2 separate regions of the Mus musculus genome follow, and region 2 is linked to region 1. The links are chromatin loops, found by intact Hi-C in ENCODE. Cell type or tissue: left cerebral cortex. All regions are shown on one strand.

What was found. Peaks named below come from ENCODE experiments on the same cell type or tissue, not always from the same donor. Only the 100,000 strongest peaks of a DNase experiment are listed, where the experiment ranks them.
Region 2: a loop joins it to region 1, with 5 times the contacts of the local background. A loop is called at or near these places in 11 of 42 quality-filtered maps.

Annotation. Positions count from the first base shown.
Region 1 is chr17:85,796,659-85,804,658 of GRCm38, reverse strand. Gm29418 (a long non-coding RNA gene) reads left to right here and starts at 4,925. Exons shown (of 3, transcript XR_877082.3): 1 at 4,925-5,158; 2 at 7,911-8,000. It overlaps Gm4718 (a long non-coding RNA gene), which reads right to left and starts at 4,935. Exons shown (of 3, transcript XR_003952252.1): 1 at 4,559-4,935. In left cerebral cortex, no CTCF peak of the experiment used is centred here; a DNase peak (open chromatin) is centred at 4,794; H3K4me3 peaks cover 612 bases.
Region 2 is chr17:85,683,224-85,691,223 of GRCm38, reverse strand. It overlaps Six2 (sine oculis-related homeobox 2), which reads left to right and starts at 2,970. Exons shown (of 2, transcript NM_011380.2): 1 at 2,970-3,831; 2 at 5,711-6,956. The coding sequence starts at 3,272. The coding sequence ends at 6,041. It overlaps CJ186046Rik (a long non-coding RNA gene), which reads right to left and starts at 2,730. Exons shown (of 9, transcript XR_001782258.2): 1 at 1-2,730. In left cerebral cortex, no CTCF peak of the experiment used is centred here; no DNase peak of the experiment used is centred here; H3K4me3 peaks cover 469 bases.

The sequences.
Region 1 (8,000 bases):
GGTCTGCTCCAGTTCTGTCCTTTTATTTATTTATTTTAAATGTTTATTCCATTGTGTGGGGCAGGGGATGCTGTAGCGTCCAGAGGCCAGAGGCAAACAGAGTCAATTCCCTCCTCTCACCATGTGGACTCTGGGATCTAACTCGGAACCAGGCTTGGTACCAAGCACCACCTTGTCTCTGTGCTGGCTCATGGACTCAGTTCTGACACTTTAGCATTCAGTCTCACGAAGCACACACACACACACACACACACACACACACACACACACACACACACACACACACAGAGAGAGAGAGAGAGAGAGAGAGAGAGAGAGAGAGAGAGAGCCATTAAAATATTCAATTATAGCAATCCAGAAAAAAATAAAAGGGATACTGTTTTATATGGTGCTAAAGATTCCTATTTGACTCTCCCACCTCCTAACTATTCGAAATGTGTACCCATGAAATTCTACTAGTTCCCTGTAAACTATTTTTGAAAAATTGGTTGGGGCCAATATAAAATGTTGCCTCTTATTATCCAAGGCTCAGAACCATAGCTGTAGGACAAGGTATGCTTTTCTTTCAGCAACTGTCAAGGGCTGGGTTTTATAACTATTTAGCCTTCGTTATCTAAGCAGCGTCTCTCTACAGGGAGAGCTGAGGCTGCCAAGCAGCCTGGACTCCACTCTGCTTCGATTCATCTGCTGTTGCGTGGAAGCCTCTCCATCAGCCTGCTCTTCCATCTCTAGGACTGTGGAGAAAGGAACACAATGTTGCTGCTGCCTGTGGTCACGCTCCAGCTTAGCAACTCTGTAAGACACGCTCACCTCTATGTGAAGCCTGCTTGTCTGTGCCTTAGTCACCAAACTGCTGCCTACTTTCAGACAGAAACCCTGCTCCCACCCAGAGTTCCAGTCCTCAGAAGGCTTTGATTTTTAATAGGTTTCTCTTTTTTAGTTTAGTTTTTGAAATTAAAATATAATTACATCATTCTCCCTTCCCTTTCCTCCTGGCAATCCTCCCACATATGCCCCTTCCCTAACTCTCAAACTTATAGCCTCTTTTTCTCTGATTATTCTCTTTTTCTCTCTTTCCCTCTCCCTCCTCACCTCTCACTGTATACATGTGTGTGTGTCTATGTCTCTATCTTTCTCTCTGTCTCTCTGTCTCTCTCTCTCTCACACACACCCTTAATGCATATTTATACCTGCTCTGTCCACATAATGTCCATGTATGGTTTTAATGCTGTATCCATGGTCCACAAAGGATGAAGGAGGGAAGAGGCAGGACTGTGGCATCCCAGGGAAATGCAAACCACACAAACAGCTGCCTGATGCTGTGCTTCATCCATTTAAGATTATGAGATGCCACAGGCGGAGTTTTGGGAAACGGTGTCCTGTTAGGGACACCGTTCTCCCTCTGAACAAAGTTCTTTTCCTTTCACGATTCCATTCTAAAACCCTCAGCCTTCCTGACCACTCTGCTGCATACCAAAGGCCTGGCGTTTCGGAGCTGAAGAAGAGTAAATGATGCCCTGTGTGGGATACCCACGAGAGCATGTGGCGCTCAGAGAAAGGAAACTACTTTTCCTTATGGAACTACCAGGCATCTGGATTGGGAAGAGAGAGAAAAAAAATCCAGTCATTCTGATGGTTTGTCTACATAGTACCAAACATCTGGAAGCTGGGTGACAGACTAAATCTTTCACTTCATATTCTGATGATTTTTTTTTTTTTTTGCGTTATGCTGAAACAACTTAAAATCATCTGTACCCTAAATGATTTAAGCCCCAAGCTCATACTTGGTGATTAATTGAAGTTTTGACGTGATCGAAGAGACAGATGAAGCAGACGCTTTAGGCTGCTTCTCCATGCAGTGTGCTAGGTTTTTAAAAAGACACACCCATTGCAACTCTCCTGTAGGAACTAGAACAGTGGAGAGGATTCCCAGAAATACTAAGGCTCTGTGCCTAAAGATACTGTGTACACTTTTGTTTCACAGGGTTTTCAAACTCAGGTCAACCCTTGAAGAACTAGAAGCAACATTCCAAACAAGTCGCTTCCTCCAAGCAAGTTTAAAATACACATATTTCTCTCACGCCAATGCGGGCTGCATGCTCAGCCGCTCAGCAGAGTTCTAATGGGGTCTATCAGGAGCCTTGTAAGGAGACATTTTGGAGAAACAATTTTATTTTATTTTATTTTATTTTATTTTATTTTATTTTAAGGGAAGGGGGAAGGGAAGGGGGAAGGGAAGAGACCAAGAGGGAACAATAAGAGGGAAGCAAGAAGCAAGAGAACAAGATCGAGAAACAATTTTATTGATGCAAAAATTTAAAAAGTAAAGATTCTATCCACTAGAGCCACCTTGAACTCTTGTCACACAAACACAGCGGAGACTCTGTTTGAACAGTTTGCAGCATGACCACTTGGAAAAGACAAACTACTTTGTGTTGAGAGTTGTGTTTCTTGTTTGTTTCCACATTAAATGCAGTTGTGGGATCAAACACTTGTTGTGTGTTCAGAACACGTTTTCATGTATCAGAAGACATGACTCTCAGTCACCCTGGCTTCTCGGCTACCAAGGGGCTTCACAGGCATGGCTTATACCACGAAAATTCCAATATATATCTTTGATTATTTCCACAGAGGTACATAGCGTGTGTACATTACACATACCAGTATTATTGAGCTGAACTGGCCCAGTGCCGCATTTTTGCTGATTCAGCCCATGGTTCCTCTTTCCCTGATTACTAAAATAACTTTTCTCCATAAGCAAGGAAAATACAGAGGGCTCTTATTTTCACCCTTAATTATACCAAGTCCAAAGGCAAAAATCAGACCAAATTTTTTGAGCCTTATAAAATAAAATAAAAAATGTTCAGTCTTCCCCGCCACCCCAGGAGCGTCGAAATTTGGAAGTGAGCTTGCTTTTCGCTGATGAACTTTTAATTAGCTTTTCTGGGAGGGTCTGCTCTCCAGTGCAGGTTGCTTCTGCATTTTTATGCTGTATGTACTGTTATAGACTTGTAGCAATACATATGTCTTAGTTTCACACAGAGAAAGGTACACTACCCAGTGCTAGACTGCACGGATCACCTTCTCTGACTCAGCGAGGGGATCTCAGAGATCTGGTCTGTATTATTTATGAACACAAGGGCAATGGTCAGTGCCCATACACACAGAATGTTCTCGAAGCTAAATTCTCTGTTCTCGGACACATTCAGCAATCTGCTGCCGTGGGAATCACTGGGGGCCTAGGTTAGCAGGAAGGTTGGGGAAATTTCCACAGCACAACCTTTAGGACTAGCTCACTAATCAACACAAATCTCAAGTAGTCGTGGACTAGGCCCACAATTGGCATTCCTGAAACCAAGGACCACCAGCTGAGCTCTAAATAAATACAGATGTGACAGACAGAGGAGACCCCAAGGAGGGCGGCCTCTCCACTCACAGGTCCTTCCCTGTACAGGCGAGTGTGCCCACCGGCGGTAACATAGCAGAGGATGGGGTGGACACCGAGTTGAGAGGCCCTAGGTCTGAAAACAGTTCGGGATGATTCTGGCCGCCCACCACACTGTGGGCCTCGCTGCTTGTTCCTCAAAGAGGCTGTGGTTGACCTAGCCCAGCCGCGCCTGGGTAGACTGTCAGGCCTGGTTTGAGGAATCACAAACCTAGTCTGCTCGCACAGGGTCTGCAGGAGGCTTGGCTCGCCCAGCGCAGGGTCAGGGCGACCAGTCTCCGAGCCACTCCAACGTGGAGCCTGACAGCGAGACTGCAGAACGGATGACGGTGTCCTGAATTTTGTGAGCCCCAGGCTACCAAGAGGTGGAGCCCGGGGCAGGCGGCTGGGCGCAAAGAAACTGCCCAGCGGCCAGAAACCGTGGGAACACCACTACCTCGGGTCCTCAGCCGGAGGGCTTGCAGAAAAACTGGGAGAAGGGAACCGAGCGCGCTTCCCCTGTTAGGTCTGCCCTGAGAGCGACAACCAGTGACCTCAACCATCCGTACCTTCCACCCCAAGCCTGGACCGCACTACTCACCACCTCTTGGTCACCTACCCTTCTCTCTCTCCCTCCCTTTACCCACCCCCGCCGGTGCCACTCGGGTCACCCCGGGGGGTGGCCGAGATCCCAGCTGTACAAACACTGGGAACAGCCCTCGTCCGCCACAGAACCTTGTACCACCCCCGCCCCAGGGCCCGGGGTCCCTTCTCTGCCTCTGGGAAAGCGCTGAGCAGCGGGGCCCGACCCTAGAGTCGGTGACTGCCTCCAGCACGAGTTTCACCGCCTTCGTCCGCCGGCGCCCGGTGCATCTCTGTCGCCCTCAGCCTCCAGGCCAGAGTTCCCCCAACCCCCGCCGAGCCCGAGCGTCCCCTCACCCCCTTCCCTCCCAGCCCGCGAGGTGCTGGGAGCGGGGATCGGACCGGAGGCACCCACTGCGGCAGATCCCCGGCCTCCGATCTCTCCTGCAGCCGACCCAGAGCCACGTGCGCCAGGCGGACTCCACACCCTACGGGTGCCGTGCCCCGCTGCCCCGGGAGCCGGCCGAGCCTCTCCCCCGCACCTGCACCCACCTCGCCTGCTCGCCTTTCCTTCTGCGCGGAAATACCACTGGCTTCAGACAATTTCAGACAGGCTCCCAGCAGTAGAGGAGGATAGGACATTCCGATCGCTGGAGATCAAACTGGCCCAGGCGACCCGCATTAGAGCAGAGACCCCTTTGCCTGGCCTGGAGAGGGTACAGCCCAAAGAACGAGGCTAACACCAAGTGATGAACTAACTGCTTCATAGTGTAGCGAAGGGCTATCCAAACCATTCCTTTCTGCAGACCTGGCAGGACCCGGAAGCTGGTCGTAAGCAAGAGCAAGAACGTGAATTTATTGGCGTAAGTCTCATTTTAAAAGGTCAACACAAGTAAGAGGCACATGACAGTTAAACGCTGGTGATGAGAGCGCTGGACACGGCTGGGCACTGCGCAGACTGTTTCGGGACCTTTCTTTTTTTGTTTGTTTGTTTGTTCAAAGTGCAAAATTAAGCTAAAAGATTTCCTTACAGCAAACTGTGTGTACGGTGACTTTCCCTCTAAGGGAACTCTTGCTGATGCCGCAAACAGCATCGTAAACAACACTCTAAGGTTTGTGCTTGTGCAACAAAACCGGCAAAACAGAACCAAGGTAAAGGAAGGCTAAGTCCCACTGAGTGAATACTTCATTCAATCGCGTGGGGGGGGGGGGGGAGGTATTGATTTGCATAGTAAATCTGAATCACAAAAGGGCAAGCACAGCTTCCCTTTCAGGGCACTATCTTAGCTTTCCTGGAAGCCCAAAGAAAACAAACAGCGTTGTCAGGGTTTTGTTCCTTAAGGGAATAAATTGTCCTTTTGAGCCGCCGTGGAGTGCTCCGGAGTGAGATGTGCTGTATATATTAGGATATTTTGGAAGCTGGTGCAGGTGTGGGCTGATTCAAATTACTGGGGTTTGTGTTCTTCTAAAGGGTCAAATGAAGGATCTGGTTTTAGGGGAGGTGGACAGGAATACGGTTTCCTGAGTGAAAACGCCTGTGAGCCCAGCCTCGCATTGGAGGACTAAATGCAATCCTGACCAGGCATCCCCCGATGGCCCAGGAAAAGGATGTGTCTATCAGCATACATGTCATCAGTCCTAATTATTTAATATTTGCACTCAATCAAATGCCTTCGCTATTTTGAGAATTTTCACAAATAAGCAATTAGCAAAACAATCTGTAAAGTCTACAATCTGTTGATTTAACGGTGAATTAGTAAGGATTATTCTCCTTACTTAACTTGTAGGAACATTTTAATAGCTAGGAAGTTCGTGGCTGTTGAAAATAGAGCACACAAATTTTGGTGTTAAATATTCCAAAGTTGCAGAATTCTGACAGTCACATAAGTACTTCTTACAAAGTCATTTTGGAACAAAATCTAGGAAATAAAATTAGAATATATTGGTCTTAATCTCGGAAGATATTGGTGAGTTGTCTATATGGTTTCTTAAATGATTTTCTACCCAAAAATTCAGAGACCTTTTAAAACTCTATTAAAAGATATAAATTAGGTTATGTCAATACAGGCATTTAGTTCTATGCAATTCTTACTCCTTCTAAGCCAACACACTAAGCTAACAGTCATATTAGTTTTTATTCCCTAAATATCAGTATCTGAAACTCCCTAAATGTAAATGACCCTGTAGAATTGACTTATAGTCTGTAAATGCTACTAGGAAACTTTACGTACAATTATGCAGGTCACTGGTAGTTTTAAATCACTAAAAAGTAGATACATAAATTTTCTGGCTTGAAGGAGTAAATCTAGATCTATGACTTTCTAATAGAAGATAAATTATAGCTTATTGAGATTTGTTTTATTCTAAGGAAAATAATAATTTTCTTTGCTGTCAGAGATACCCATGGGGGCAACTTTTTATTATATTTTTGAGGGCTGTTAAATTTGAAGATTAAACAAATAACTCCAAACCATTTATCAGAAAAGCCTTCAGACCATTAATGATATTTTGCTTCTGAGGAGGGTATATGAGAGCAGAAAGATAGTCACATTAATATTGCACTTTCATAACCAAAAATCTATACACAGAACCGGAAATAGGTGCCAATAAAAATTAAATACCAGGGTCCAGGTAGAGGACACTCTAAATTCCGCTTGGCAGGGCAAGAGTGTGCTGCCAATAGTCCTTAAGTTCTGTTCTTTATGATAACAAAGTGGTTCAGAGACCCCGCTCACCAACCTTGCACAATCACAGCTGTGTGTATGGGTTGTGTGTTGGTCACCCCCACCTCTAATCTCAGTTTAGCCTTCCAAGGCAAGGAAATAAAGGGGAATGCTCGGACTACTCTGCCACACATACGGACATAGAGTTTATTAATAGGAGAATTTAGCTTAGCCCTCTCACTATTCATCTGAAATTAATTAACTGTGTAGAATTACAAGGTGGGTGTATTCCAGACAGCAGGCCCCGCTCGGACTAATCAAAAGGGCACATGTTGAATGAACACGATTTAGTTAAGGTTAATCCAGTGAAGATGATACGTCCCTGGTCTTAATTACTCCAGGTGATAGATTGTGGGATGGGAAAATAGGAAGGAAGGGAAATTTGGCCCTGCCAAGACCAGGGTTTTCTAATTTAATTTAGCTCTCTGTTTTCACAGTTTCCGTTCCGAGAGCAGGACCACACTCTCTGGGCTCTCGTTGAAGGTGGCTAAAAGAAAGAAAATGAGCATTGTACATTTTAATTAAATAAAAACAAATATGATGTTTCAAAGATGTTTGTGAGTTTTGTACTTATTGTTACACAGTTGTCAATTGGGGAATTTTAGCACAACTCAGTGTATTCTTGCAGATTTCTCCTGGAGGTTATTTTTTTTTAAACCCTTGGTGCCCAGACTTGTTTCATGAAGAACAGAGAAGTACCTACAGAGCTGCAAGGGTGAACTGAATGCAGGAGTTGTTTAGAATAATACAGCGTAAATATTACTCAGCACGCAACAGCCATCCTGTGTGCGCCACAGAAAGAGAGAATGAAATTGAGGAAAGCAAGAACACACACCCAGTGGCTCCAGCTCTGAAGCTAAAGAAAAAAGTCTACAGCACTTCTAGGCAGAATAGTGTTGCCCTGGGATGGACAGTCAGCTTTCAGCAGCAAGTTTCTGGCCACCTGTCATGTTTGTTTCTTACACAAATTTAGGGATTTGTGTGTTTTCCTGGATTTATCTTTTACTTCAACAAAGCATTTGCACCCCACCCCACCCCCCCCCAAAAATTTTTTAAATGCTGAAAAGTGCAAGGCTGGAGTGCGGACAACGTCTGTTTTAGATGACAGAGGGCTAGAGAAGAGGTCTGAGAAGACACTTAAAAAGAAAATGTAGAAGTCATCTTCGCAACGTTATTTGTAGGGTTGAAGGAGTCCACTTGGCCGCTCTAACTTTGCAGTCTACGGATCCTTCCAGCAGCCTCGCATCCATCTGCTCCAAGTGTCTGGGTCC
Region 2 (8,000 bases), 110 kb after region 1:
TCTTAAGCAGCTGCTCAATGCGCTGGAACGGAGTGCAGAGCTTGTCTGAGTGTCACGCTGCTGTCTATCAAATCCCTACCCAGACAGCCTATGCTCTGTCCTGGTGCAAATTCTGGGAAGGAGGGGCCAGAGACTGCTGTGTGTGAAGGGACCCTAGCTGAGATTCTAACCTTTTTAGGGCAGGCATCCAGCCGGCCCCCTGCTGCCAAGAGGTTCTGGCCCAAACCTGCTAGAACTGGTTTGTGACAGAGGAAGGAAGGGATAGGTAGTATCATATCACACTCCCGCTTTGGGTAACGGGGCTACAGTTTGTCTATGCTTGCTGGGTAATGACTTTTCATCGGGCACCCTGGGTGGCAGGTCCCTCCTCTGCTCTGCTCTGCTCTGCTCTGCTCTGCTCTGCTCTGCTCTGCTCTGCTCTGCTCTGCTCTGCTCTGCTCTGCCTGCTGCTGAGTGCTGCCTGGAGGCCCTAGGCAGGATTGGTGGCCTGGGGACCACAAGGGAGGCAGCACGGGGATGTCCAGAATTGTGGAGCTCTGGGATTCAGAAAATCTGCCTACTGTCAGCATTGGCAGGACCCAGTCCATCAACTTAAAGCCTCAAAGGCTCATGGAGGGGCAGGTTTGATGACATGAGAGATCATCTTTGTGATGTTAATACTCTCAAACCTACTGCAGGCCAGCACTGAGAGGGGCTGGGGAGAGCACTGAGGCCCCAGCTAACCGGGAAATGGGCCCAGAGTCTTACACCAGGAAGTGACTAACTGGTCTAGCACCCAACCAATGGATGTCTTTCCTTCTCTGGCCTTCTTTTATCAAACAAAAACAAAACAAACAAACTGTGGTGGCTGTGACCAGAGCTGGGATCTTCTGGTCGGCTGAATCCTTTAAACTCTGGTCACTCTTAGCAGCAAGCTGTGCTCTAGAACCTCCGGGCAGTCTGGGTAATATATTTCCCAGGTCCCCTGGAATCCTCAGAGCTCACTAAAGGGCATCCATGTCAAACAGGGCAGCCTGAACACACTAGAGTCTGCCCTACCCACAGAGGAAGTCCACAAAGATGACATCTGGATTTCTGCAGTAACTTGTTCAGGTGCTGGCTTAGCACCAACTTAGGCAGTCTTCTGTTTTCAACTCAAGATAAAGGACAGGGCTCCCAGAGCTAAAGTCTTAGGGAAAGCCACAGTGCTCATCTCTCCCATGCTTACATCATCACAGAAAGACTTGTGGCATTCTGGAGCAGAGGGGAAGTTTGGGAAATGATGCTGGATCCTTAAATAAATAAATATGTACCTTACCCATAAACAACCAGCAACCAGAAACCAACGCTTAGGCTCGGGACTCCATTTTCAATATCTGCCTCTCCATCGCCTTAGAAAGCTGACAGGGTTGTTAACAAAACGAGGTCTAGAGGTTTTAGCATGGTCTGTGCCTCCTTGGATCTTGGCATTGAATGTCACTAGGAGCTTGCAGCTGGGTGGGAAAGGGCGGAATGGATGCCCAAAGGACAAGCCTTGCCAAGAAATAAGCCGTGGGCCTTTCAAACTCTGGAAACTTCAGGGATGTCCCTGACCCCACCCCTCCAGTGCACCCCTAACCTTCTATTGCTTGGATTTTTCCAAAGGACCAGCACTTCGTATGTTCTGGGGGAGTTCTGACAAAGAAACAAAAAGCAGGGCTCCTCCTACCCACTTTCTAAGGCCAATCTTGCCGGAACTTAGCGCTGGGTTCTCAGGCAGAAGAGACCAGGAACCCGAGCCCAGAAGTAGGGAGACAGGAAGCTGGTAAATCCAGTCTCTTCTGTGCACCTCACCCCCACCCCGGGAAGTGCGACAATTACCCTACACACGCTGCCCTGGGCTCCCCGGGGCAGTCTGCGGGTCTATGCGGGCTCCCCTGTTTTGTGTCGCCGCCCTTGCAAGATTCAACTTCCGTAAAGGCCACACGAGACTGCCGGGAGTTTCTCGGGTCCTGGGCCCCGTGGGGTTAAGTCTGAGTCCCCGCCTGGCGAGGAGCAGATCGCGCCGAGTGGGGGCGGTACCGGCCGCGGGGCAAGCAGCCTGCTGCGAAAGGAAGGAAAGGCGGGATCCTCCGGGAAGTTGATTCTCAGGCGTCCAGCTGCGGCCACTGCCAAATCTCTGACTTCTCTCCCCACCTCCTCCCCCTTTCCCTAGGGGATAGACATCTCGGGTCCCGGGTTTCTTGCATGGGGGTGGGGTGTTGTCAGCTAGAAAAGCCAAGCCTTTCAGAGGCCCCCTAAGAGAATCCAAACTCTCCATCCCACTGACCTCCTCCTGGGTTAGTGTCTCTGCCTGTCAGCTGCGACCTTCCGAGCGACGCAGTGACCCAGCCGGAGCTGGAGCACCTGGCGAAGCCTGGGTGAGGCTGTTGCGACGCCTCTTATTTAAAAAAAAAGGGAGGGGTGTCTCACACTTTTTCTCTTGAAGGCTCCTTCTGTCCCCCTCTTTTCCTTTCCTGAAAGGCACCCCCTTAAACGGTCCTCCGCCTTCCCTTCTACTCCCTTCCTTCCCCACTTCGGTCCTCCTCTTTTCTTCGAGGGCCCCCACCCAGCCCCCTCCTTCGGGGTCCTCCTCCTCCTCTGCTCTTTGGGCGTCCGCCCCGTCAATCACCGCCGTCTCGGGGCCCCAGCCCGGCTCCTCTCCGCCTCCCGGGCTCTGGGAGTGCCTGGGGCTCCCGTCTCGGCCAACCTCCGCTCTGTGCAGAGCCGGGGCGATCTGTCAGCGGAGCTGGCCGAGGGGGGCGGGGGTGGGAGCCGCCCGGGCCGCCGGGGCTCGGGTTACCGGTGACTGACAGCGTCTCCATGGCGAATAATTTGACTCGACTATTGTCTGGCGCGGGCAGGCCCCGGGTCAGATAACCCGACCAATCAGGGCGCGGGCCGCCGCGCCTCATGCCCGCTTAGAATAATATTATTAAAAAAGCTGCAAGCGAGCTAGACGGGAGGGAGAGCGAACGAGCGAGGAGCCGGCGAGCGAGCGGCGGGCGGGCGCGGAGCATGCGGAGCGGCGCCCCGGGCGGCCTCCGGGCTTGGGCGCGGGCGAGGCGCGCGGGCGGCGGGGGCGCGGAGCTGCGCGGGGCCGGCGGCGGGAGCGAGGACGGATCGTTGTGACTCAGGAGTCGCTCGGGAGCCGGCGCCTGGCCAGGGGGCCCCGCCCGCCTGTCGGCCGGCCGGGGCCGGCGGGGAGGCGCCCATGCGGGGCCGCGAAGCGCGGTGAGGGCGCGCGCGGGCGGGCGGGCGCGCAGCCGCCACCATGTCCATGCTGCCCACCTTCGGCTTCACGCAGGAGCAAGTGGCGTGCGTGTGCGAGGTGCTGCAGCAGGGCGGCAACATCGAGCGGCTGGGTCGCTTCCTGTGGTCGCTGCCCGCCTGCGAGCACCTCCACAAGAATGAAAGCGTGCTCAAGGCCAAGGCCGTGGTGGCCTTCCACCGGGGCAACTTCCGCGAGCTCTACAAAATCCTGGAGAGCCACCAGTTCTCGCCGCACAACCACGCCAAGCTGCAGCAGTTGTGGCTCAAGGCGCACTACATCGAGGCGGAGAAGCTGCGCGGCCGGCCGCTGGGCGCCGTGGGCAAGTACCGCGTGCGGCGCAAGTTCCCGCTGCCCCGCTCCATCTGGGACGGCGAGGAGACCAGCTACTGCTTCAAGGAGAAGAGCCGCAGCGTGCTGCGCGAGTGGTACGCTCACAACCCCTACCCGTCGCCACGAGAGAAGCGCGAGCTGGCCGAGGCCACCGGCCTCACCACCACGCAAGTCAGCAACTGGTTCAAGAACCGGCGGCAGCGCGACAGGGCGGCCGAGGCCAAGGAAAGGTACGAGTAAGTGAGCATCTGCGCCGGCTTCCCTGGTCCTGGGAGAAACGGGTGCGGGAGGATGGGGAGCTCCTGGACAGGACTAAATCGCACCCGGACCCCGGGTACCAAGCTCGGCCGCAGCTCAGGCTGGCTCAAAACAGCGCTTAGGTCTTTTCTGGAGGCTGAGCGACCCGGAATTTGTCTAAAGCGGGCAAAGCGGTGCGTAAGTTCAGTAACTAATTCCTCAGTCGCTTGTGGACTAAACTGGAAAAACGGCGAGTTTCAGAGAGGGCAGGGCTGTGGGCCTGAATTCCCTGCGAGGTAAGCGTAGGCTTAGGGCCTGATCTTCGAACAACCAAGGGCGTCGGGGATCAGGGGGTTTAGGACGTCACCTCCAGGTCAAAGAGATTTTTAGGGGTCAGGGCAGGGGTTGGAATCTCCCTAGTATTATCTGGGTAATGACTGCAATATCTATGCAAGGTAGACCTATTCCTTGTCTGGGCATAAGAGCTGGGCACAAGAGAGTTGGGAGTTATCCCGCGTAGAAAGGACCCAAAGATGTAAGGCCTCCGGGGGAAATGTCTGCTGAGGAAGAGAAGGCAATCCAGCCTGCCTTTCCTGAACTTGCCAGACCCTTGAAGACCTCGCTCTCCTTAGGTTCTGCTCTCTTTGATGGGCAAGTCGGGTGTGCGAGGTAAACTGGGATCTGCCGAAAGACTGGGAGCTTTCTTTTCTATCGGAATCTAAGACTTTCCAAACTAACCTAAGCTACAGACACCCCTGTAACTGTCTGTAACCCGCTTTGGGCTTAAATCTGGACAAGGAAACTAGGGGATCGAGATCGGAGAGAAACGGATTATGGGAACGGATTTCTCCTTGGGGAACAGCAAAACAAGACACCTGGGTTAGGTGATGTGGATGTGTTGAACACCGTTTGAAGGATCCAGGGTCAGGGTATCGAACAGTAGGGGCAGAAGAGCAAGCTGCAGACTGGACCTGGGTATTTGAAATCCCCAAGTTTGACTTTGAATGGCGATGATGTCTTGCTCATTCCCCCACCCCCCACCCCAAGAAATCTGAAAGAATGGCCGTTAGGAATCCACTAATAGGTTTTACCCAGGATTTCAAATACCCATATCTGGTCAGGGACTGTCCGCAAAAGCAGGCAAGAGGTGGATTCATCTGCGATGGGTTCTCCTCTGTCAGGCTCCATAAGGGCTGGGGTTCCTGACTAGGCCCCAGGTGAGAGCTACAGATTGTGCCTCCTTGTTTCTGCCTACGATCTGAGCCAGCTCTCAGCACCCTGCCCTTCCTTCTACCTTCTCCCCTAGGGAAAAGGAGTCCTCCATTCTCAAAGCCCCATCTTTCTGCCCAGTCAAATGAGCTCCTGCTCAGCTTGGAATTAGGGATCATAGTCTCAGTAGGGAGGGGTTTCCCTCGCGCAGAGAAAGGCAAAGGGAAACTAGGCCTGTGCTCACCCAAGTCGAAGTGGGCCCCTCAGCCTGGGCTCGCTGTATCTGAAGCTTCTATTCCCCACTTCTACCCAGCAAAGCTCGTTTGTACGGTATTTTCCCTCACTTCTCCCAACTCCAGGCTCCCCACTTTGGTGCCGCAGCTCTCTTAAGGAATGGGGTGGGAGACAGGACAGGAAATACTGGGAACAGGAAAGGTAGTCATGACATTAAGGACATGGGCTGATACAGGGAGAGGGACAAGCGAAAACTAGTGTTGAGGGTTTGAGAACGCAATTAAGAACAAGAAGTCAAGTGTGGGAATGGTAGAAACAGCAAACACCCTTTAGCAACCGCAGCGGGGCCCCAGGTGCTGGCATCCTGAGGGTCAGCGCAGAGTGGCCCTGGTTCCCCCTGACCCCGCTCCTTTCCTCCTGCGCTTGCAGGGAGAACAGCGAGAACTCCAATTCCAGCAGCCACAACCCGCTGGCTTCCTCGCTCAATGGCAGTGGCAAGTCGGTGCTAGGCAGTTCCGAGGATGAGAAGACGCCGTCGGGGACTCCAGACCACTCGTCGTCCAGTCCCGCTCTGTTGCTCAGCCCGCCGCCGCCCCCTGGGCTGCCTTCCCTGCACAGCCTGGGCCACCCTCCGGGCCCGAGCGCAGTACCCGTACCAGTGCCCGGTGGAGGCGGCGCGGACCCACTGCAGCATCACCACAGCCTGCAGGACTCCATACTCAACCCCATGTCGGCCAACCTTGTGGACCTGGGCTCCTAGAGCTCTGTTCGCCTCCGGGCGCTTGCTTTCCGTGCTTGATGAAGCGGTGTGGGAGGGCGATAGATTCTGGAGTCTGTGCCGCGTACTGGAAGACTGCCCTGCCACGCTGGAGCGGCAGAACCGGCGGCGGGACAAAGTGGACAATGGTCTGCTCGGTATCCTTTGGGGATTCATTTTCAACAAGTTGCTTTTGAGATCCTTTGGAGGCCAGAGACCGAGTCTTGAACTAGGCAAGGGAATAAATTATAAGCCACCACCACCCCGATTTTTAAAAAATCTCTTCTCCTTTCTCTCTCCTTTTTCTTTCCTCTACTTTCCTTTCGAGTTTATTTCATTTTTTTCTCTCTCCCCGCTTTACGTTTTCTCTTTCCCTCCTTTATAAATATCTCTCTCTCTCTCTCTCTCTCTCTCTCTCTCTCTCTCTCTCTCTCTCTCTCTCTCATTTCTCACATTGTATCCCCAGTCTTTCTTCCTTCTGGTGTCATCTATTTGAGTTCCTTTCTCAACTTTCTAAGAGTCCGACGTGATGTGAACGGAGGTAGACATTCTGGGTCTTCGGTCCTCAAAGACATCTCCCTCCTCTCAGTGTGAGCCTAAGGTGCCAGCTTCTGACTAACAAATGAGCAAGAAAGGCTGCACCCCAGAAGCACCTGAATTCTCATTTCTCTCTCTCTCTCTCTCTCTCTCTCTCTCTCTCTCTCTCTCTCTCTCTCTCTCTCTCTCTCTCTCTCTCCCTCTTCCCCACCTCGCTGGTTCTTCTCTTCCTCCTGGGACTGTGACCTCCGTGCTCCCAGCCCAGAGTGCCTCCGCAGCCGCAGACTTGCCTGTTCCATTTTACGCCCTCATGTGAATGTTCGTCGGGAGATATTTCTGCTTTTATTTTATAATAAAATTAGAAACCATAAATATATGGATATATGCCCCGAGGCCCGGTGGTCTCGCGTGTACCGACGTCTGATTTCCCTTACAGGGACTGAATACTCCGGGTGGGAAGGTCTGGGTACCGGGCAGAGTACTGGAAACCTGGAGCGACCTTTTCTCAGTGTGTCTCCGGCAAGGTGAAGGCATAGGACTGAAAACTCTGAAACCTCCTCCCGTGAGACCTCAGTCCCTTTTCTCGGCAGAGCTCTCAGACTTCCGCTTCCCCATAGCCACCTCCCGGAGCGCCCCACCCCCAGCCCCGCGCCTGACTTCCCCCCCACCCCCACCCCCAACACACACCTCTGGGCTTGTGGAAGGCGAGAACGCGTGCGTGCAGAGGTACTAAATGAGTTTGGACTTGTGGAGTCTGGAAGGGAAATTGGGACGTTTTGACTCCTCAGCATGGTCGAAGTCACTAGAACTGGAAATGATACTGTGGGCTGAGTCTCAGGACCAGTAGCAGTGGCTGAGACCTATGTTCCCAGAGGCTAACGGTGGCGGAAAGGTCTCTGAGTTCGGCAACCTACACCAGATACAGTGGAGGAAAAAGAGAGTGGACGGTCAGCGGCACGCCTGTGTTGTCCTTGCTAAAGTGGGTGCACTGACTCCCACCGGCAGCCCAGGGACTCCCTTCGATTGCCCCTCTAGCTGTAAATAAGTCTACAGTATTGTTTTCGGCCTGGGGTTTTAGCCCCCTTTTGCCCAATAAGTCCATGCCGGTCCAGACAAATCCAAAGCAGACAAGACGCAGTGAGGAGACAGTTAAGGCTTTTCTCAGTATTGATTCGCAGTAGCAATAACTGGGCGGGACTTCAAGGGTAGCAGCCCTGGGCAGATAGGGATGGAGGGGTGGAGGCAGATTTGGGCTCCTAGGGGGACTTTTCCTTTCCGATAAAACCGACACTTTCTGTTTTGTTCATAAACTCAGAAAGACTCTTCTCTCGAAATTTTTATCAAGAATTTCTTTGCCCACGACTCAGACGGTTGGATGAACATAACCAGTTCTGGTTCCAGAGGCTATACCTTTGTACCCTCTTG